7 separate regions of the Homo sapiens genome follow, and all the other regions are linked to region 1. Evidence: chromatin contacts called from ENCODE Hi-C or POLR2A ChIA-PET data. All regions are on one chromosome and are shown on one strand. Each heading gives the region's core, a stretch centred on a gene start or an enhancer-like site at or near the end of the contact. The rest is flanking DNA. Distances are from core to core; before and after follow the strand shown.

Region 1 (2,700 bases), core at 62-2,561:
ACTCACTCGGTTTGTGCCATAGTCCTCCTGTTCCCAGGCGGTCCCAGGGCCTGCCCCTGATGGGCTGGAGGCACCACCAACCTCCCACTCCTCTGGCAGTCACAGCTCAGGGAATGGGCAAGCAGCACCAATGAGAAACCAGCTGTGTGGTGGGGTTTCCAGAGAAGAGGAAATTCCTTCTTTCCTGGAGAGCGTGCAGCTGTAACTCACAGACGAGACATCCCTGAGCTACCAGCCTGGGGAAAGAGGACATGAGTAAAGCTGTAACCATACCGTGTTACCCATAACAGGCGGTGAGGAGAGTGGGTTTTGGTTGGCACTGTTTGAGCTGCAGTATCAAGTCATGGCAGAGCTAGTGGACAGCTGACCTGGGGGTGGGGGTGAGGAGCAATGGTGGCTTCTGAATTTGAGCCCGTCTGAGCTGGGCAGTTACTGGCAGCTCAGTGTGTGAACCTGCAACCACTCAGGCCTCTGCTGCCCTTCCCTCTTCCTGCCTCACCGTTCCCTGCCCCACGCAGGCTTCCCCACCATCCTCACCCGTGGTCCTGTACTAGTCCTGGCAAAGGTTCCGGTAACTGCAGCAACAGATACCTCCTGCCCCTCCTGCACAGCTGTGGTCGATCGCAGGACAGCCGCAGGTGATGAAAAACCGTGAACCCAGGACGGGCAGGGCGTGAGACCGCCTGCGGGAGGATCAGCGATGTCAAGACGTTACAAACGCACGAACCCCCTCGCCGTCTCCCTGGCGTTTGTGAGGTCCTGTCCAAGCTCCTTCACACGTAGATCACCGGGCCTCGCTCCCCCGACTCCTTCCGTGGGCCTGAACCTTGAGGTACTTAGGCCTCCCCACGCTGGAGGGGCTCTGTAGGGACGTCGAGGCCACGTTTCCAGTCATCCCTCCACCCGTCTCTCCCCAGGGGCTGAGTGTTGAAGGCAAGACTTTGCAGGAGTCTGGCGTTAATACGCATCCCCAAAGTCTGGAGTCGATAAGGACTGAAGACACGACGCCGACGGCGGCCGGGGGACACCGGGCATGCGCGTCTCATCCAGGGGGAGGCCGAGCGGAGCCTCTGACCCTGCCCCGCGCCCAGGGTTCAGCAGTGGGGGTCGTCCCGCCCCAGATCCCACCGAGATGGCCCCCCTTGACCCACAGGCCTTTCGAGACGCGAGCTTCCGCGATCCGGGGTCTCTGTGCGAACGTGGGCATCTTGGAAGAGTCCCAGCCCCGCTCGGGGCGCACAGGCAGGCGCTCTCAGCACGGCACCCGCGCCTCCGCTAGGGACAGACATGCTTCCGGGTCGGCCGGCACCGCGGAGTCCCCTGGGTAACGAGCCCGCCCCACCCGCGCCAGGTTCCGGCGTCGGCGTTAGGCGCGTTGCTGACGGGCAGGTTATGTAGCCAATTGCGGCTAGGCGGCGTCGCGCTGGTCGCGGGCCGAACCAATGGCACGCGACGGGGCGGGGCGGTGGCGGCCGTGGAGCTTCGCGAGGAGCCGCCCTGAGGGAAGAAGCCGAAGGGGAGTCGGCGGCACAAAATGGCGGCGGCGGCGGCGGCGGCTGGTGCTGCAGGGTCGGCAGCTCCCGCGGCAGCGGCCGGCGCCCCGGGATCTGGGGGCGCACCCTCAGGGTCGCAGGGGGTGCTGATCGGGGACAGGCTGTACTCCGGGGTGCTCATCACCTTGGAGAACTGCCTCCTGCCTGACGACAAGCTCCGTTTCACGCCGTCCATGTCGAGCGGCCTCGACACCGACACAGAGACCGACCTCCGCGTGGTGGGCTGCGAGCTCATCCAGGCGGCCGGTATCCTGCTCCGCCTGCCGCAGGTGAGGGCGCGGCCGCGAGCCTCCGGCCCAGGTAACCGCTGGGGCGGCAGCCGCCTTTGTTGGCGGCGAGTCGGGCCCGCACCGCCCCCGCCTAGACCCCGACCCCAGCCCCTGCCCCGACCCCAGCCTCGGCGCCATTCCCTAGCCAGCCCATGCCCCTGACCCGGGGCCTCCCCGCCCGCCAGTGCGCTGGATCCCGAGACGGCGGGACGCGAAGAGCCTTTGTGGACGTGGGAAGCGTTTCAGTGTTTGGTTCTGCGTGGGGAGTCCCACGTTACTCGATGACTTTCGGCCGCGAAGGCTTTGAATGGTGCGTTTGAAAATACGGAAACTTTCTTCTACTCTAGGTGGCCATGGCTACCGGGCAGGTGTTGTTCCAGCGGTTCTTTTATACCAAGTCCTTCGTGAAGCACTCCATGGAGGTAAGGCTTCCTCCTGCACTTCATTCCCAGCGAAGTATGTTGAGGGTAAAACGGTTTGTTACTTTGCCCGGTTACTAAGGGAGTGAGTACTTGCCCCCCAGTCTGAGCTCTGTGCCGGAGGGTTCTGTTTCTTGACTTTTTTTTTCCCCTGGGTGCACCTCCCTTTTGGTCTGAATAGCCCTCAAGCCTTTGGCGGCCGTCAGGACGCCGTGGCTGGGGACAAACATGGGCGTGTTGCAATGCTTCCGCTTCAGCATGTGTCAATGGCCTGTGTCCACCTGGCTTCCAAGATAGAAGAGGCCCCAAGACGCATACGGGACGTCATCAATGTGTTTCACCGCCTTCGACAGCTGAGAGACAAAAAGTGAGTCAGTCAGAGCTGTCTAGTCTATCATAGATGCCTATTTTCTTTATTTCTGATTAAGTTACAGTAAGGCTTGTATAACACAATACAGG
Region 2 (2,700 bases), core at 12-2,511, 320 kb before region 1:
GACCCGAGATCGCGCCACTGCACTCCAGCCTGGGCAACAGAGCGAGACTCCGTCTCAAAAAAATAAAAATAAAAAAAGAGCTTGGGTACACAAAGCAAGCAGCATTTCATTCCGGGATGAAAAGAATTCCGATACCCATCGCCCTTCTTGGGCCCTTGTCAGTTTCTTGCCACATCTTTCATTTTCCCATTTCAGGCCCAGTAAATGCGGATGTTTATCTTCCATTGTTTGTTTCCTGAGATTCAGATGTCTAAAGCATTTTTCTGTGACTTTTCAAGGCAAGAGGAAAACCTGACATATGGAAAGGGAATTAATTGCTCGTTTTATCCTCTTCTCCTGCAATGCTCTGAATCCATGGGTTTGGAGTGGGGCCCTGGGAGTTGGGGGAAGCACCATACCCAGTGAGTCTGCACTTTGAGGACCCACTGCCAGTGTCAGCTTCAAAATCACATTGTAAAAGGCCCGGCGCGGTGGCTCACGCCTGTAATCCCAGCACTTTAGGAGGACGAAGCAGGCGGATCACTTGAGGTCAGGAGTTCGAGACCAGCCTGGCCAATATGGCGAAACCTCGTCTCTACCAAAAATATAAAAATTAGCCGGGCGTGGTGGCGCGGGCCTGTGGTTCCAGCTACTCGGGAGGCTGAGGCAGGAAAATTCCTTGAACCCGGGAGGAGGCTGCAGTGAGCCAAGACCACGCCACTGCACTCCAACCTGGGCGGCAGAGCAAGGCTCCGACTCAAAAGTAAATACATGAATAAATAAAATAAAATCACATCGTAAGAGCTCTCCCTGCTTTGTTTCTGAGTAAGGTTCAGAGTTAAATTCCGAGATCGGCCTTTACAAGACACACAGACCTGAGGCGCCTCACGAGGTAACCAGCAGGTAAATGGAGCGCGCTCCACCCACCCGCCACTAGGGGTCCCAGCGGTCAAGGGGGTGGAATGCGGGCGTCCATCGCGAAGGCATTCTGCTCGCAAGCCTTGGCACAGGCGCGGGCTTCGCTACCGGAAAAGTCCCGGTAGGATTCCGGAAGCCGGCCACGCGTTCCGCGCAGGCGCAAACTGCTCCAAAAGTCGGCGTCGCTCTGCTCGGCGCCCCGGCCCGCGCCGAAGTCGGAAGTGCAGCTCACGGCGCAGTTTCTTTTGGAGTCCTGGACCTGAGCAAGCGCTGTTTTATGCGTCATCATCCCGCGCAGACACAGGAAGTGCCGCACAGAGCGAGCCCCTGTCGTCTTGAGTTCTGGGCCAGAGGTCGGCTATTATATCATCATTAGGCGTCAACACAGGAAGTGAGGATACTTCTGGCGAGCGCCGGTTGCTGTTTCTTCTCAGGCTCAGGGACCGGCCGCGGCCCCGTAGGGGTGAGTTCCGACTGGGCGGACCAGGTGTGGGAGCGCGACGAGAACTGCGCACCGAGGTCTTTCTTCCGAGCAGGCCTCGGAGCGGGGCGGACCCGGGCCCGGGGGCGAGCGACACCCTCGCTTCCGCGGACAGTCTCATCCCGCACGGAACTTTGGGTGGTGGAGGCGGCGGGTCCAAACGCTGTCTGGAGCCAACGTCTGCCAGGCTGAACCTCAAGTGTGCGGGACTGAACCCGAGGAAATAGCCCAGTGCCCGGGTCAGGTGGCCTTGTTCGCGAGCACATCTCGGAGCATCTCCCCGGTCTCAAGGTGCAGCTGTCCAGTGTGCTAGTGGCTTCACGTAGTCCAAGCGGTCTTTCTAGCAGATTCTGACAGTAAAAGCAGTGTTTGATGAGTGGCAGGTCCTGAGTTAAGAGCCTTTAAACGGATGATCTTTAATCCGCGATCGATACTATCACGTAGGTGTTGTTATTCTGGTTGTACGGAAGACTGAACTGAGGTGAATTACGTTACCCAAGACCATACAAGAATGACAGAAACGAGACTTGATTTCAAGCGGTCATTTTTCAGAACCCATCACTCTTTTTTGTCGCCCATGCTGCAGCGCAGTGGCTGTTCACAAGCGCACTTCAGCCTGGAACTCCTGGGCTCAATCGGTCTCCCATCTCAGCTTGCAGAGTATATGGGACTACAGGCGCTCGCCACCTTGCCTGGCTTACAACTTATCATTCTTGTTTTTTTTTTTTTTTTTTTTTTTTTTTTTTTTTTTGAGACGGGGTCTTGCTGGAGTGCAGTGACGCGACCTCGGCTCACCGGAACCTCCGCCTTTCGGATTCAAGCGATTCTGCTGCCTCGGCCTCCCGAGTAGCTGGGATTACAGGCACCCGCCACCACGCCCAGCTAAGTTTTGTATTTTTAGTGGAGACAGGGTTTTCGCCGTGTTGGCCAGGCTGGTCTTGACCTCCCGACCTTGTGATCCACCCGCCTCAGCCTAGAGCTTACCTTTTTTTTTTTTTTTTTTTAACCAAGTCTTACTTTGTTATCTAGGCTGGAGTGCAGTGGCGCAGTCTTGGCTCATTGCAGCCTTGACCTCTCTGATTCAAGTGATCCTCCTGCCTCTAGCAGCCTCCTTCCTGTAGCTAGGAATACAGGCACGCGCCACCACACTGGGCTAACTTTTGTATTTTTTGTAGAGACGAGGTTTTGCCATGTTGCCCGGGCTGGTGTTGAACTCCGGAACTCCAGCGATCTGCTCGCCTCGGCCTCCCAAAGTGCTAGGGTTACCGTCTTGAGCCACTGCGCCGGGCACAACTTCTTATTCTTAATGAGGATTTATTCTG
Region 3 (2,700 bases), core at 164-2,663, 290 kb before region 1:
ATTCTCCTGCCTCAACCTCCCGAGTAGCGGGGACCACAGGCACGCGCCACGAGACCCGGGTAATTTTTTTTTGTATTTTTAGTAGAGATGGGGGGGGGTTCACTATGTTGGCCAGGCTGGTCTCGAACTCCTGACCTCAGGCGATCCGCCCGCCTCAGCCTCTCAAAATGCTGGGATTACAGACGTGAGCCACCTCGCCCGGCCAAAAGTAATCTTTTCTTTTTTCTTTTGACAGGGAGTCTCGCTCTGTCGCCAGGCTGGAGTGCAGTGGCGCCATCTCGGCTCACTGCAACCTCCGCCTCCCGGGTTCAGGTGATCCTCCTTCCTCAGCCTCCGGAGTAGCTGGGATTACAGGCGCCCGCCACCACGCCCGGCCAATTTTTGTATTTTTAGTAGAGACGACGTTTTACCACGTTGGCCATACCAGGCTGGTCTCAAGCTCCTGACCTCGTGATGCGCCGGCCTCGGCCTCCCAAAGTGTTGAGATTACAGGCGTGAGCCACCGGGCCCGGCCCAAAAGTAATCTCTAAAGAGCCCTTTAGCCGTAACTTCATTCCTGAAAATTATTTGGGAAAGTAACGCTAGGAAAACGCTCGACGAAGCTCCGGAGCCGGGGGTCCTCGGGGCCGCAGGCGCGCCCGCGGGTGTCTGCTCCGGATGTCCCGCGGCAGCCCCGACGCCAGCCTGGATACGAAGGCCCCGCCCCGGAGCGCGCCACCAGCCAATCAGCGCCCTGAGGCGAGTCCTCACCCCGCGCGGCGGCCCCGCCCCCCGCAGCTCCGGGCCCAGCTGTCAGAGCAGCTTTCCCTCAGGCTGGGCGGAGCGTGGCCACTTCCGCCAGGAGGCGCCTTTGTGTCTTCTAAGTTAAGCCTATTCAGTGGATTTCTTATTCCTGGAACCCAAACCTGGGCAGTAAACCCTCCGGGGCTTAGAGGCCGCTGCCTCCACAGACTGGCCGATCCCGCCCTGAAGTGCCGCTGGTGGAACAGCCCGGGCGGAACCGCCCGGGCGGAACCAACGGGCTGCCGCGGGGGGTGGGGCCACGGTCCCCCCCCTTCTGCCTTCAGTGGAACGGCCCCGGCGGAACCAACGGGCCACGGGGATGCACTACGCGCACCGTCGTCCTCTCCCTCTGCCTGCAGTGGAACGGCCCGGGCGGAACCAACGTGCGGCCGCCCGGAGCACTCGGCGCGCCGTGTCCCTCCCCGTGTGGCTGCACTGCAACGGCCCGGGCTGGACCACCAGGCGGCAGCGGAGAGGCACTTAAAAGCCCCGTGTTACCCTAGACCTTAAAAAAAAAAAAAAAACTGCGTGTTTCCACCCCCGTCGGCCTGCAGTGGAAGGGCCCGAGCAGAACCAACGGGGGAGGGGACGCTGAGCGCGCCGTGTTTCTCCTCCCGTCTGCCTGGAGTAGAACGGCCCGGGCGGAACCAACGGGCAGCCGCGGGGGCGTTGTGGGCCGCGGCGCGTTTCCCCGGCTCCGTGGCTCTGGGGCACTGAGGAGCGGCGCCCGCGGGGCAGCGAGGAGCCCGATGCAGGGTTCTGCGCGTCATTTCCGGTCCCGCGGGCGCCCCGTGAAGCCCACCTGGATCCGCCAGCGCTGTGCCACTCCCCAGTGCCGAGCTCCGAGCTGTCTCCGCGGCCTCGCGCCCGGCCCCTCCACCGCGCGCCTCTCAGGCCCCGCCCGCCAGCGTCCCTTTGTTGTGAAGGCGCCGGGGCCTAGCGCTATGCCTGCGGCGGAGACTGCATCAGGCTCTCGGTGGGTTCTGCGTGCGGGGTGCTCTGCTCGGTGATCGGTGCTGGGTGCTGCGTGCTCGGTGCTCGGTGCTGGGTGCTGGGTGCCGGTACTGATGCTGAGTGTGCGGGCGTCCGGGGTTTCCCTGCCCGGATTCGCTCCTGGGGGTCCTTTCCTATGGCTGGCGCTGTGCGCGGAAAACGCTGGTGGGGTTTTCCCAGCTGGCTTTAAGCGTTTTCACGTCCGGGAGTCCACGGCGACCCCCACGCCCTGAAGCCTGGGAACGCGGTGTGCGTGGCCGCAAAAAGAACAACAACAACAAAAAAACACAAAACAAAACACGCAAAAAACTAAAGCAAAACTCCCGACAGCCGAGCCCCGTTCGGTGCCTTTTCTTTTTTTTTTTCTTTAATGGAGTGAAATCTACTTTGCTCAGGAAGCCTGCAAATCACATTTTCAGGCCAAACGAGGCAGTATTTTAGAAGGGGTCGCTGAGGCAGGAGTAGGAAGGCTTTCCACTCCACTCACGCATTTTCAGTGTAGGCGAATCGTAAAACGGAGGGCAGAACGAAAATGAGCGGATCTGGGAGTGCAGGCTGCGCTTCGTCCACATCGATAACAGATGTTTCCTGGTGAAGATGTGTAGGGCGCAGCGGGTCACCTGGTCGGGGGAGGGCACAGGGCGTCCCTCCACGGGGTGCCTTTGGCGTTGGGCACTTGTGTGGTCTCCAGCTTCCGGGTTTTGGAAGCGGAGTGTCCCCTGCAGCCTGAGCCTCTTGCAGGTGGTTTCCTTGGGACGAACTCCCAGGGGGAGGTCTGAGTTCTGGGGCATGGTTTGAAGATTTGGGACACATTTTGCCTGAAATTCCCTGCTGGCCGTTTGAACCCACCTGGACTTCCTGACCAGGGGCACGGATTCTTAACCTCTGGTGCAGGGGCCTGGCTAGGAGAGGTCTGCACAGTTG
Region 4 (2,700 bases), core at 144-2,643, 400 kb after region 1:
AAAGTTCCCCGACTCCCTCCCCGACCAGAAGCTCCCGGTTCTCGCTGGCCCAGCTCCCCCTCCCCACCTCCCTCGTCCCTGCGCCCCCTTCGCACCCTGGGAATGCCACGCCCTCCCTTGAGGCTTCCCCCCTGAGGACCCCCCACCCCGCAGAAGCCTTTGGGACCACCCGGCGTCAAGAAGGCTTTTGTCCACCCAGGCCACCCACCTAATTCGGTTCTCTTACGTGACTGCTGAGTCTGCCATCTGCCTCCTGCCCGGATTGAAAGCCCGGGAGGGTCTCCACACCCGGGCCCAGGCCAGGCTCTCCAGGGGGCTCAGGAAGCCTCCGCTGCACGGACGCGTGAGGCCGCCGGGGACCCCGAGTGCGGAAAGGACCAACGTGCCCCGCAGCGGCATTCGAAATAAAAACAGCAAACACGAAAATAACCACAGCCCTGTTTTACGCAACCTGCCCCTTTGCAGTTATATTAACAGTGGCCCCTCATTTTTCTGTGAGCCCCACTTTGCTGCTGCTGAGTTCGCCAGCGGGTCACCTGGAAGCACGTGGCGACACGGGCCACATGACGTCATCCCAGCAGGCTTGCGTCATCGCCCCGGGTGCCTGGTGACGTCACCAGCCCGCTCGCGTCACGCGCACGTTCTGCTCCTCGTGGTCCGGCCCGGCCCGCGCCATCACCGGCCCTGCTCTGCGGGGCCACCCGTGCGCCCCTTCGCCGTCCGCTGACTCCGCCCTCCCGCCTGCCGACCCGGCCGCCGACCTTCCCCCGGCTCTGTCGCTCCCAAGGCTTTCTGCAGCCCTCCGTGCTCCAGGCCGCACACCTGAGGGTGGGACCCCCGGAGGCCGAGCCGGTGTCGGATCAAACTCGGAGACCGAGCAGGGCCCAAACCGGGACCGGAGTGGGGACGGGCGGAGGAAGCCAAGAGGCTCGAGACCGAGGCTCGCCCACCCCTCGGCGCCGCCGGACCCTGCGCCACTGGGGGAATTTCCTTCCCGACTTCCCGCGCGGCCACAGCCCCAGCTCCGTCCAGCCCCGGCTCCCGGCCCCCTGGGCGGGAGAGTGAGCCCCGAGACTCCGCCCAGCCCCGGGGGTCCCGGGCCCCGTTCGCCCCCAGCGGCCCCTCCCGGCGCGTTGCTCGGCCCCGGCTGCATCGGGGAGCGCGGGATCACCCGGCCCTGTCCCCAGCGGTGTCGGAGGGGGGCGCGGGCGGGGGCCCCGCATGCCATTGTCGCCCGCGGAGGCCGCGCCCGGAGCCGAGGCGTGACTGACAGCGAGCGGGGGAGGAGCGCGGCCGTCGATTGGCTGGGGCGAGTGTGGGAAAGAATGCGGAGCCGGGTTCACACACCCCGCGGCGGCGAGGCCTTAAATAGGGAAACGGCCTGAGGCGCGCGCGGGCCTGGAGCCGGGATCCGCCCTAGGGGCTCGGATCGCCGCGCGCTCGCCGCTCGCCCGCCAGCCCGCCCGTGGTCCGTGGCGGCGCGCTCCACCCGGCACGGGGAGGCGCGGGGCGCACCATGGCCGCAGACACGCCGGGGAAACCGAGCGCCTCGCCGATGGCAGGAGCGCCGGCCAGCGCCAGCCGGACCCCAGACAAGCCCCGGAGCGCGGCCGAGCACCGCAAGGTGGGGTCCCGGCCGGGCGTGAGGGGGGCGACCGGGGGGCGGGAGGGACGCGGGACTCAGCCGGTGCCCGACCCGCAGTCCTCCAAGCCGGTCATGGAGAAGCGGCGCCGAGCGCGTATTAACGAGAGCCTCGCTCAGCTCAAAACCCTCATCCTGGACGCCCTCAGAAAAGAGGTAAGTCGGGGGCGAAGGCCCGAGACCCGGAGTCTGGGTCGCAGCTGACCTGGACCTCCCGCCTATCCCCGCCCCCAGAGCTCCCGCCACTCGAAGCTGGAGAAGGCGGACATCCTGGAGATGACCGTGAGACACCTGCGGAGCCTGCGTCGCGTGCAGGTGACGGGTGAGGCGCGGGCGGCGGCGGCTTGGAGGCGGGGGGAGGGCGCGGGACCCCCGGGACCCGGCACCGACCTCTCCTCCTGTGTCGCTCCCGCAGCCGCGCTCAGCGCCGACCCCGCCGTTCTGGGCAAGTACCGCGCCGGCTTCCACGAGTGTCTGGCGGAGGTGAACCGCTTCCTGGCCGGCTGCGAGGGCGTCCCGGCCGACGTGCGCTCCCGCCTGCTGGGCCACCTGGCAGCCTGCCTGCGCCAGCTGGGACCCTCCCGCCGCCCGGCCTCGCTGTCCCCGGCTGCCCCCGCAGAGGCCCCAGCGCCCGAGGTCTACGCGGGCCGCCCGCTGCTGCCATCGCTCGGCGGCCCCTTCCCTCTGCTCGCGCCGCCGCTGCTGCCGGGTCTGACCCGGGCGCTGCCCGCCGCCCCCAGGGCGGGGCCGCAGGGCCCGGGTGGGCCCTGGAGGCCGTGGCTGCGCTGAGGCTGTGGCCCTGAGACTGCATCGGAGGCGGCGCCCCGTTCTAGGGCCGTGGCCTTTGCCGAGACTGTAGCAGAGAAAACGTATTTATTATTCCAGAGTCTGCGTCACGAGTTTTCTTTCTTTGTCTTGGTGAAGAGTTGACTTTGGGAGCGCCCCGCAGCCACGCCGCGCCGGGGTCCCGCCCTCCTCCCAGGGCCGCGGTCTGCAGGTGGCTGGGGGCGTCGGGCGGGCCCGGGGGGGCGGGCTGGGGGCGGGACCGAGGACTGAGG
Region 5 (2,700 bases), core at 79-2,578, 490 kb before region 1:
CCCTAGGTAGGGGGAAGCGCGTGGCACGGAGGGCAGGTGGCGGACGCATCTGGAAGCCGCACTTACTGTGTGTCCACTTTCTCACACAAGCACCATGCACACAAAACAAGAAGGAAAACGTCAGCTGAGAGAGGCGGGTGGTGTCCCAGGGTGTGGAGAGAGTAGAAGGTGGGAAATAGGTGTTGGAGGTGGCATGGCCCCTTGAGGTTGTGGCCCTGGTTGAGGGGAGGCCCAGTGGATGAGGTTGGGTCTCTCTCCCCTTCAGCTGTGCTGGTGCAGGCCTGGAGGAAAACGGACGCCAGGTTTGGTGTGGAAGGGGAGCTCGGAGGCGATGAAGGCCCAGGCAGGTGGAAGGTGGTGGTTGAGGACCGGGGAGCAGGGCGCTGGCTGGGGAGAGGCAGAGTGAAGAAGCCGAGGGTGAGGGGCAGCCGGAACTCAGCTGGAAAGACAGCAGGAGGCGGTGGGCGCAGGGGCGGGTTCCATGGACGTTCTGGAGGCTTCTGAGGACACCAAGCCTGGAAGCCAGGACATGTGGCCTTCTTGACTTCGTTCCCCTTCCTCACCTGGAGGTCTCCAGTCCCCGCTGTCCACTGCTCAGCGGCATGGGAGGAGTCCGCGGCCTTACCCCGACACTCCCGCCCACCGGCCCCCGCCCCTGCCAGGCGGCCCTGCTCGCAGCAGCGCGAGGAGCCACGGGGTGCTGCCCTCCTCCGCAGCCCGAGGCCCACTTCACACGCACTGAGCCCAAGCGCGAGTCTCTGCCCGTCAGCCGCGTCTGAGCTCGCCGCAGTCCCTGCTTGAGAGGCCGGGGGGCACCTGCGCCTGCCCGGGACCCTGACCTGCTAGCGGGGCCTGTTGCCTCCTCTGCAGGAAGCGATCTCGCCCGCGGTGCCCCCACCCGCCCCGTCCCCGGAGGGACCGCCCCCGCCCGCGGCCTTCCCGCCCCTGCCCTGTCGCTTGAGTGCCCCCCGCCCGCCGTTACCCCACCCCCGCCCCTGGAGGAGCCCCCGCCCACGGTTACCCAACCTTACCCTGTCCCCGGAGGGCTCCACGCCCGCGTTCCCCCCGCCCCATCCCAACTCCGAGGGTCCACTGCCCCGGTCCCCATCCCGCCCGGTCCCCGCAGGGCCGGGCCGCCGGGGGTCTCCCGGGGCAGCGGTACCCGAAGGCAGCAGCACGGCCCCTTTAAGCCGCTCGGACACGCGCTCGGGGCCCGATGCGGTTTGGACGCGCACAGGCGTGCGCGTGCCCGTCGGGCCTGGCGAGCGCGCGCGACGCGCGGCGTGCGTGGTGACGCGAGCGCGTGGGGTTTTCCGAGGCTGCGGGCAGGGGCCCGCCGCGCCCATCCCGATGGCTGGAGGCGTCTGAGGGGCGGACGGAGGCGGCGGCGGCGGCGGCGGGAGCGGGAGCGGGCGGCGAGTGGGGAGCGGGGCCGGGAGTGGAGCAGCCGCCGCGGCGGGACTGGACCGAGCCTCGCCGGCGCGCACCTGCCCGCAGCGCCCGCGGAGCGCGCAGCGCGGCCCGAGCGCGACGACCTGCCGAGCGGCGGCCGAGGCGGCGGTGTGGGCGCGTCAGGCCGCGACGAGGGCGCTGAGGTGAGCGCGGCAGCCCCCAGCCCCGGACCCGGGTCCTGTTCGTCCACCCGCCCGCCCTGGGGGCGCCCGCCCCGCCCCCACCCCACCCGCCGGTCGGGGCCGCGTCTTCCTGCCCCGCCCGGGTGCGGCGGGCGGCGTCCGAAGGGGGGGCCGGGGGCTGGGGTCCGAGGTTCGGGGTGCAGGGTCGGGGTCGAGGGCGGGGTCTAGGGAGAGGAGCCGGGGTCCCAGGCCCAAGGCTGGGGGCCGAGTTTCGGCACCGGGGTGCGGGGTTGTGTGCGCCGCGGGCGCTTCCCGTGGCGGCGGCCGGGGCCCCGGGGGCGCGGGTCGGGCGGGGCCGGGCCCTGCGTGGGGAGCCGGACGTGGCTCTCGGGCCCGCGGCGCGAGAACAAAGGCCGGGCGGGCCTGCAGGCGGGGCGGTGTCGGCGGCCGGAGCCCCCGCGCGGGCCGCCTATCGGGGTGACTTTGAGGGCCGGGCGGCCGCGGGGCGCGAGCGTGGGGAAGGGGAACAATGAAATGGGGAAGCCGGGCCGCGCGCCGCGGTCGGAGTAGGGATTTAAAGCGGAAGCCGGGCGCGGCGTCGGGAAATGGGAAAATAACGGTTTCGGCCCTTTTCGCTGTGTCGAGCCGCTGAGGCAGTCGCGCTGTGGCCTCGCCCTTCTCCTGCCGAGGCCCGGGTCTGTCCGGCGCTGGCGCCCCGCGCGTGTCGACTCGAGGGTTGCGCGGACCCCGGCCCGGCCCCGCGAATGAATGGGCCCGGTGGCCGCGCCAAGATGGCGCTCCCACCGCTGCCTTTGTGGGGCGGCCGCCGCCGCGCCGAGTTTCGGGGCCCGGTTTGCGATATTCCGAAGGCCCGAAGGTGGGGGAGAGGACAGGAAATAGCACAAAGGCTGGGTGTCTTCCTCTTGCCTGGATCGGCTTTTCGGCTGGAAGCGGGGTGGGGGTGGGGAGTGGGGAGATCTGTTGAAAATTCCACAGGGCTGTCGGCTGAGGCTTTTGACTTTTAAGAACCTGCTATATTTTTTCTTGTGAATCGATAGTTGATTCAAATGATATTTTAACATTTCTTGTGTCCGTTAAATTACATGGTTAGCATGCAGAAGCAGTA
Region 6 (2,700 bases), core at 146-2,645, 440 kb after region 1:
TTAACGGACGCGGAGACTGCCGGAGGGCTGCTCGGCGGTGGCGGCCCGCTCTGTGTCGCTCACTCCCGCCGCTCCCGCCCGCAGCCGCTGTTTCTCGGCGCCGCCCGCCCCGCCTCCCGAGAGGCTTCGGGGACTAGACGTTGGACGCGGATTCTTCCAGCGCTGCGCCCCGGGTCCGCCTCCTCCTCCGAGAAGCACCCCCAGACCCCGCCATCCTCCTCCTCCGGGAAGCCCCCCACCAGGCCTCGCCCTCCTCCTCCTCCGAGAAGCCCCCCTAGGCCTCGCCATCTTCCTTCTCCGAGAAGCCCCCCAGGCCCCGCCATCCTCCTCCTCTGGGAAGCCCCCGGCCTAGCCCTCCTCCTCCTCCTCCTCCGGGAAGCCCCCCTAGGTCTCGCCTTCCTTCTTCCCCGGGAAGCCCCCCACAGGCCTCGCCCTCCTGTTTCTCCGAAGAGCCCTCCTAAGCCTCGCCCTCCTCCTCCTCCAAGGAGCCCCCCTAAGCCTCGCCCTCTTCCTCCTCCGAGGAGCCCCCCAGGCCTCGCCCTCCTCCTCCCCCGGAAGCCATCCCCGCTCCCCCGACCCCCTAACTTGCTCTCCTCCGGGGAGCCCCGGGGCCCCGCGGCACCAAGAAGTCGAATGGGACCCCGAGGCCAATCCGCCCGTGTTCGCCTCACGCGCCCCCTCAGCGCCAGGGCTGGGGGAGCCGTGCCTGCGCCCCGCGGCGCCCTTGTCGCGGGGTCTGGCTGTCCAGGCCCGGGGGCCCGGGTGTCAGGCTGGTAGCGGGAAGGAAGGCGCCGGCCTCCCCACCGTCTTCGTCCCGTGCGGCGTCCCCGGGAAGAGCCGCGGTCGGCACCCAGAGGGCCATGGACGGGGAGCGCCCTGCGTGGTGTTCGTGGCGCTGGCCCGGTCTCCGCGGATCGGAGGCGAAGCCAGCCTGGCCCTCGGGTCGCCCGTCTTTTGTCGAGCTGGCGACATCAGTGCGGTTCCCACTGCCCCTCGCGTTTTCCACTGGACTCCCTGCTTTTTATTGTTGATTTGTGGGAGCTCTTTGCATAGGAGCCCCGCCGTTGCAGTCTGGCGTCCTCGCAGGCGCGTGCCTTCGGAGCGCCGGGTGGGCTGCGGGCGCGGCGGGACTCCCGGTCTTCCCCGGGGCGGACACCGGCGTCACCGCGTCCTACGGAGCCGGGCGCCGAGCGGGAGGCGCATCTGGGCCCCACCGGGGCTGCCCGCACCGAGCACGCGAACGCGCCCTCCCGCCCTGAGGCCGCCGGCGTTGCGGTCGGAGAACCATAGAGCCACTCGGCTGGGCGTGGCGCGGCGGGGCGGGGAAAGGGGCGGGGCCTGGGCGGCGGAAGTGCGCAGCCGCGCGGCATTCTGGGGCCGGAAGTGGGGTGCACGCTTCGGGTTGGTGTCATGGCAGCTGCGGGGAGCCGCAAGAGGTAAGCCGCGGGTCCGAGGGCCGATTTGGCCTCCCGGTGGGTGTCTGTATCCAAGGGGGCTTTTCTTGCTCCTCTCAGCGGGGCTGGGGCGAGCTGGGCGTGCGGGCAGCTGTGACTCCTGCGTGACCCGCAGGCGCCTGGCGGAGCTGACGGTGGACGAGTTCCTAGCTTCGGGCTTTGACTCCGAGTCCGAATCCGAGTCCGAAAATTCTCCACAAGCGGAGACACGGGAAGCACGCGAGGCTGCCCGGAGTCCGGATAAGCCGGGCGGGAGCCCCTCGGCCAGGTTAGTGGGGACATGCGTGAGCAGAACCTCTTGCTCGTCCTGTCCCACCCCGGTTGGGTTGCTGACCTCGCCTGGGGTCTCAGGGCCAAGGCCTAAGGATCGCCGACCTCTGCCCCCCAGTCCTTTCAGCTTAACTTACTCTTTCATCCGATGTTTACTGAGCTCCTGTTCCGTGCCAAACTCTGTCCTAGGCAGGGAGCGTATGTTGGTGAGTTGTGCAAAAATCTCTTCCCGATCTAGGAGAACTCTCACGTTCTTGGGTGAAATCACCGCCTGCAGTTCGGTAGAAGAGAGATAAGTGCTGGGGAGGGAAAGGAAGGACAGAGGGGCTGAAGAGAGAGTTGCAGGGGAGCCGAGTTGCTCTGTTAGAAGGAGCGGAGGCTGTGCTCGGTGGCTCACGCCTGTAATGCCAGCACTTTGGGAGGCCGAGGCGGGCAGATTACCTGAGGTCAGGAATTCGAGACCAGCCTGACCAACACGGAAAAATCATGTCTCTACTAAAAATATAAAAATTAGCCGGGCGTGGTGGGCACCTGTAATCCCAACTACTCGGGAGGCTGAGGCAGGAGAATCGCTTGAACTTGGGAGGCGGAGGTTGCAGTGAGCCGAGATGGCACCATTGCATTCCAGCCTGGGTGAGAGAGTGAGACTCCATCTCAAAAAGAAAAAGAAAGAAATCAAAAGATACAAAAATTAGCCTGGCGTGGTGACACACACCTGTCGTCCCAGCTACTCGGGAGGCTGAGGCAGGAGAATCGCTTGAACCCGGGAGGCGGAGGTTGCGGTGAGTGGAGATTGCGCCACTGCACTCCAGCCTGGGCGACAGAGTGAGATTCCGCCTCAGGAGAAAAAAAAAAAAAAAAAAAAGCGGAGGTGGTTGTTTGAGAAGATGACGTCTGAATAAAGACCTCGAACAAGGAGGCCACACAGACAGTAGGGGAAACGTGTCTTAGGATTTCAGGCAGCAGAAAACAGCAA
Region 7 (2,700 bases), core at 183-2,682, 280 kb after region 1:
TGCTGGGCGCCCACGCCCAGGTGTCCCACGGCCAGACACTGGTGGCATCAACTCCTCCAGAGGCCCTGAGGGAACCCTGGGATGGACCCTCAGGCGAACACTGTCCCTCTAAAGAGAAGACACAAATGTGACTTCCCCAGCTGTCCCCAATACTGTTTACAAAACATCCTCACGCTGTTAAGATGGGGGCTTTATTTCCATTGAAATCTCTGGCATTTAAACTTGGGATGGAACCCGGAGGCGGCGTCCATCAAGGAGGAACAACCCCAAGGCGCATGCAGGACGGGCCTGGGAGCTCCCGGGAGCAAGGGAGCTGGGGGGTCTGGGGGCCTGGGAGGTTGGGGGGTCTGGGGGGTTGGGGGGTCTGAGGGGTTGGGGGTATATGGGGGGTTGGGGGATCTGGGGGTTTTGGGGGGTCTGAGGGGTTGGAAGGGTCTGCGGAGGTTGGGGGGGGCCGCGACACCTGCAGCGCCCCCCCACCCTGCGCGCTGGCCCAGCTAGGAGAGGGCCCGGGGACACCGACAGGATTGAAGCCTTTGATGAGCGGACGGACGTCCCCAGTTCCTTCGGGGAGCTCCTTTAAACATGTTTGCCGAAAGCTGCGGGCGCCGCGGGACGCACAGAGCTGTCTTTTCTCCGAGGGTGGCTCAGAGGCAGAGCCCCGGAAAAACCCACGCGCCCGGCCTGTGGGGCAGCGACGCCGCCCAGACCCCGGGGCCGCCGAGACTCACGGGGGAGCGTCCTGAGACCGCAGAGCCCTGACCCGTCCGAGAGGCGAAGCCCCGGGAGCCCTCTGGGTCCGAGCCGTCCCAGTCCCGCACCCAAGGCAGGGTCTCTCCCGCCGCGCTCCGACACCGGCCGCCGAGGTCCCAGCACTGGCGCCGGCCGCGGACCTGGGGCGCATTTGGCGGCGGCTCGCGAGGCGCTCGGGGCGCTCCGTGGGTCTGGAGGGCGCTGGCCCCGCGCGCCCGCGGCCAAACCTGGTGCAGCCGCGCCGCCTTCTCCGATGAAGCCGAAGCCGCCCCGGCCGCCCCCAAACGCTCCGCCTCCGCCTCCGCCTAAACCGGCGGAACGCTAAGGACGCCGACGCTTGTGCGGTCGCCCGGGAGACCCCGACGACGCCCCGCCCCGTCTCCCGGCAACGCCAAGCAGCCGGCGCGCGAGGAATCCGGGGGAATGTAGTCCCTCCGTGTCAGGGACCCGAGACATGCGCTGGTTCTTCTAGGACTACATTTCCCAGGGCGCTTCGCGCCCCGCCCCGGCGCCCCACCCACGGCCGCGCGCGATGGTACCACCAGGCGAGGGCGGCTCTCGCGCGGGCCGCCGGGAGTTGTAGTTTTCTTTGGGAGCTGCGGGGCCTGGCGCCGGGGCCGGGGCGGAAGAAAGACTACAAGTCCCAGGGGGCGCGGCGCCACCGCCTGAGGGCGGGGTGTACGAAAGAGAAACCCGGAGGGCGCCGGGGTGAGTGAGGGGCTGGGGGCAGGCGTGAGGGTAGCGGGTTGGGGCGCTGGGGTCCGTCTGGGCGGCCGGGTCGGCGCAGGGAGTGCGAGAGGCAGACAAAGGTCGGCGGCCCTGGCCCGGCCCGAGGGACGTTCCCTGCGCGTCCCCCATTGTGCGGCGCGCGGAGGAGCCGCCAGCGCCTGGGCCCGCGTCCTCGTCGCCGCCTCCCAACGAGCCTGGCCGCGGTCCTATGGGGGAAAGGCGCCCGGGCTGAGCGGGACGCCTGGGGAGGGGAAGGGGCGTCTGAGGAGGGCAGGGGGACCCCGGGGAGGGGTGGGGAGGGGGTCCCTAAGGAGGGGAGGGGGTTCCCGGAGCGGGGAGGGGGGGTCCCTGGGGAGGGGAAAGGTTCCCGGGGCAGGGAAGGGGGTCCCTGGGGAGGGGAGGGGGTCCCTGGGGAGGGAGGGGGGTCCCTGGGGAGGGGAAGGGTTCCCGGGGCAGGGAAGGGGGTCCCTGGGGAGGGGAGGGGGTCTCTGGGGGAGAGGGGGCACCTGGGGAGGGGAGGGGGTTCTCGGGGCAGGGAGGGGGTCCCTGGGGAGGGGATGGGACGGGCGCCCGGGGGAAGAAAGGGGGCGCGTTCGCCTCGCCTTCCCGGCAGCCGGGAGTGGGGGCACCGGCGCGGTCCCCGGTGTCCTAGAAGTCGGCCACGATTCAGGTCTTTTTCCCGCGAGGCTTTAGGATTTGTTTTTGTCCGTTTGTCACCTGGAGTAGCCGAGGGCTAGTCGGGGTGCAGTTTTTCGGGAGCGCGTGTTCCGGTGGCAGCGAGTCGATGATTGAGTTTGGGTGTAATTTAAGCCCAGGTGTTCGGGGGCATTTCTTACCGCGTTTCAAAGCAAACGCGGCTTCTTCCCCGGGAACTATTTTGTGGCTGAATTCTTAGCCGCCTCGTCCTGTTAAATTTCAGGATGTCAAACTTGGCCTCCTTTTTTTGGTTTTCATTTTTCTTAGTATTACCAGGGTGTGCAGAGAAGGCAGAGCTGCGTCTTCCTCTTTTATTTTTCCGTAAGTTACTGGGGTACAGGTGGTGTTTGGTTACTTGGTTACATGGGTAAGCTCTTTAGTGGTGATTTGTGAGATTTTGGTGCTCCCATCACCCGAGCAGTACGCACTGCACCCTATTTGTAGCTTTTTATCCTTGTCCCCCTCCCACCCTTCCCTCCGAGTCCCCAAAGTCCAGTGTATCGTTCTTAGGCGTCTTCCTGT

Evidence for each region. A loop is a pair of places that touch in the nucleus more often than their neighbours do. ChIA-PET counts read pairs that join two places held with the same protein, here RNA polymerase II (POLR2A). Pooled maps may share reads with other maps.
Region 2: a pooled map shows a loop between it and region 1 (9-fold over the local background). The contact joins the promoter of CDK11A here to the promoter of MRPL20-AS1 in region 1. A Hi-C loop is called at or near these places in 1 of 37 single-sample maps with no recorded cell type and 7 of 50 pooled maps. POLR2A ChIA-PET finds 5 or more read pairs at or near these places in 1 of 52 experiments (activated CD8-positive, alpha-beta memory T cell).
Region 3: a pooled map shows a loop between it and region 1 (8-fold over the local background). The contact joins the promoter of SLC35E2B here to the promoter of MRPL20-AS1 in region 1. A Hi-C loop is called at or near these places in 1 of 50 pooled maps. POLR2A ChIA-PET finds 5 or more read pairs at or near these places in 2 of 52 experiments (K562 and activated CD4-positive, alpha-beta T cell).
Region 4: a loop to region 1 is called in a pooled map, with 9 times the contacts of the local background. The contact joins the promoter of HES4 here to the promoter of MRPL20-AS1 in region 1. A Hi-C loop is called at or near these places in 9 of 50 pooled maps. POLR2A ChIA-PET finds 5 or more read pairs at or near these places in 4 of 52 experiments (CD4-positive, alpha-beta T cell, H1, activated B cell and 1 more).
Region 5: a loop to region 1 is called in a pooled map, with 9 times the contacts of the local background. The contact joins the promoter of GNB1 here to the promoter of MRPL20-AS1 in region 1. A Hi-C loop is called at or near these places in 1 of 37 single-sample maps with no recorded cell type and 8 of 50 pooled maps. POLR2A ChIA-PET finds 5 or more read pairs at or near these places in 1 of 52 experiments (GM10248).
Region 6: a pooled map shows a loop between it and region 1 (5-fold over the local background). The contact joins the promoter of NOC2L here to the promoter of MRPL20-AS1 in region 1. A Hi-C loop is called at or near these places in 6 of 50 pooled maps. POLR2A ChIA-PET finds 5 or more read pairs at or near these places in 3 of 52 experiments (activated B cell, naive thymus-derived CD4-positive, alpha-beta T cell and naive thymus-derived CD8-positive, alpha-beta T cell).
Region 7: a loop to region 1 is called in a map of ascending aorta, with 3 times the contacts of the local background. The contact joins the promoter of C1orf159 here to the promoter of MRPL20-AS1 in region 1. A Hi-C loop is called at or near these places in 4 of 168 maps with a recorded cell type or tissue (CD4-positive, alpha-beta T cell, CD4-positive, alpha-beta memory T cell, ascending aorta and 1 more), 3 of 37 single-sample maps with no recorded cell type and 16 of 50 pooled maps. POLR2A ChIA-PET finds 5 or more read pairs at or near these places in 3 of 52 experiments (BJ, PC-9 and activated CD4-positive, alpha-beta T cell).

What each region holds. Positions count from the first base shown.
Region 1 is chr1:1,398,141-1,400,840 of GRCh38, reverse strand. MRPL20-AS1 (MRPL20 antisense RNA 1) reads right to left here and starts at 1,311. Exons shown (of 3, transcript NR_015434.1): 1 at 1,152-1,311; 2 at 538-683; 3 at 1-236. CCNL2 (cyclin L2) reads left to right here and starts at 1,506. Exons shown (of 11, transcript NM_030937.6): 1 at 1,506-1,822; 2 at 2,170-2,244; 3 at 2,499-2,608. The coding sequence starts at 1,535. RefSeq lists an enhancer at 25-568 and silencers at 954-1,013, 1,304-1,543, 1,614-1,793.
Region 2 is chr1:1,722,918-1,725,617 of GRCh38, reverse strand. It overlaps CDK11A (cyclin dependent kinase 11A), which reads left to right and starts at 1,261. Exons shown (of 20, transcript NM_024011.4): 1 at 1,261-1,360. RefSeq lists enhancers at 329-1,168, 1,149-1,378.
Region 3 is chr1:1,691,508-1,694,207 of GRCh38, reverse strand. SLC35E2B (solute carrier family 35 member E2B) reads left to right here and starts at 1,413. Exons shown (of 10, transcript NM_001290264.2): 1 at 1,413-1,759. RefSeq lists silencers at 940-1,019, 1,590-1,749 and an enhancer at 1,584-1,878.
Region 4 is chr1:998,790-1,001,489 of GRCh38, reverse strand. It overlaps HES4 (hes family bHLH transcription factor 4), which reads left to right and starts at 1,393. Exons shown (of 4, transcript NM_021170.4): 1 at 1,393-1,624; 2 at 1,703-1,798; 3 at 1,877-1,964; 4 at 2,058-2,526. The coding sequence starts at 1,517. The coding sequence ends at 2,431. RefSeq lists silencers at 828-877, 978-1,357, 1,428-1,567, 2,118-2,427.
Region 5 is chr1:1,889,715-1,892,414 of GRCh38, reverse strand. It overlaps GNB1 (G protein subunit beta 1), which reads left to right and starts at 1,328. Exons shown (of 12, transcript NM_002074.5): 1 at 1,328-1,595. GNB1-DT (GNB1 divergent transcript) reads right to left here and starts at 1,235. Exons shown (of 2, transcript NR_168264.1): 1 at 1,032-1,235; 2 at 1-515. RefSeq lists silencers at 544-793, 854-953, 1,074-1,263, 1,824-2,013.
Region 6 is chr1:957,951-960,650 of GRCh38, reverse strand. NOC2L (NOC2 like nucleolar associated transcriptional repressor) reads left to right here and starts at 1,395. Exons shown (of 19, transcript NM_015658.4): 1 at 1,395-1,436; 2 at 1,570-1,722. The coding sequence starts at 1,411. KLHL17 (kelch like family member 17) reads right to left here and starts at 67. Exons shown (of 12, transcript NM_198317.3): 1 at 1-67. RefSeq lists silencers at 1-173, 1,132-1,391 and enhancers at 1,502-1,611, 1,270-2,127.
Region 7 is chr1:1,114,821-1,117,520 of GRCh38, reverse strand. C1orf159 (chromosome 1 open reading frame 159) reads left to right here and starts at 1,432. Exons shown (of 10, transcript NM_017891.5): 1 at 1,432-1,461. RefSeq lists silencers at 762-811, 852-971, 1,142-1,741.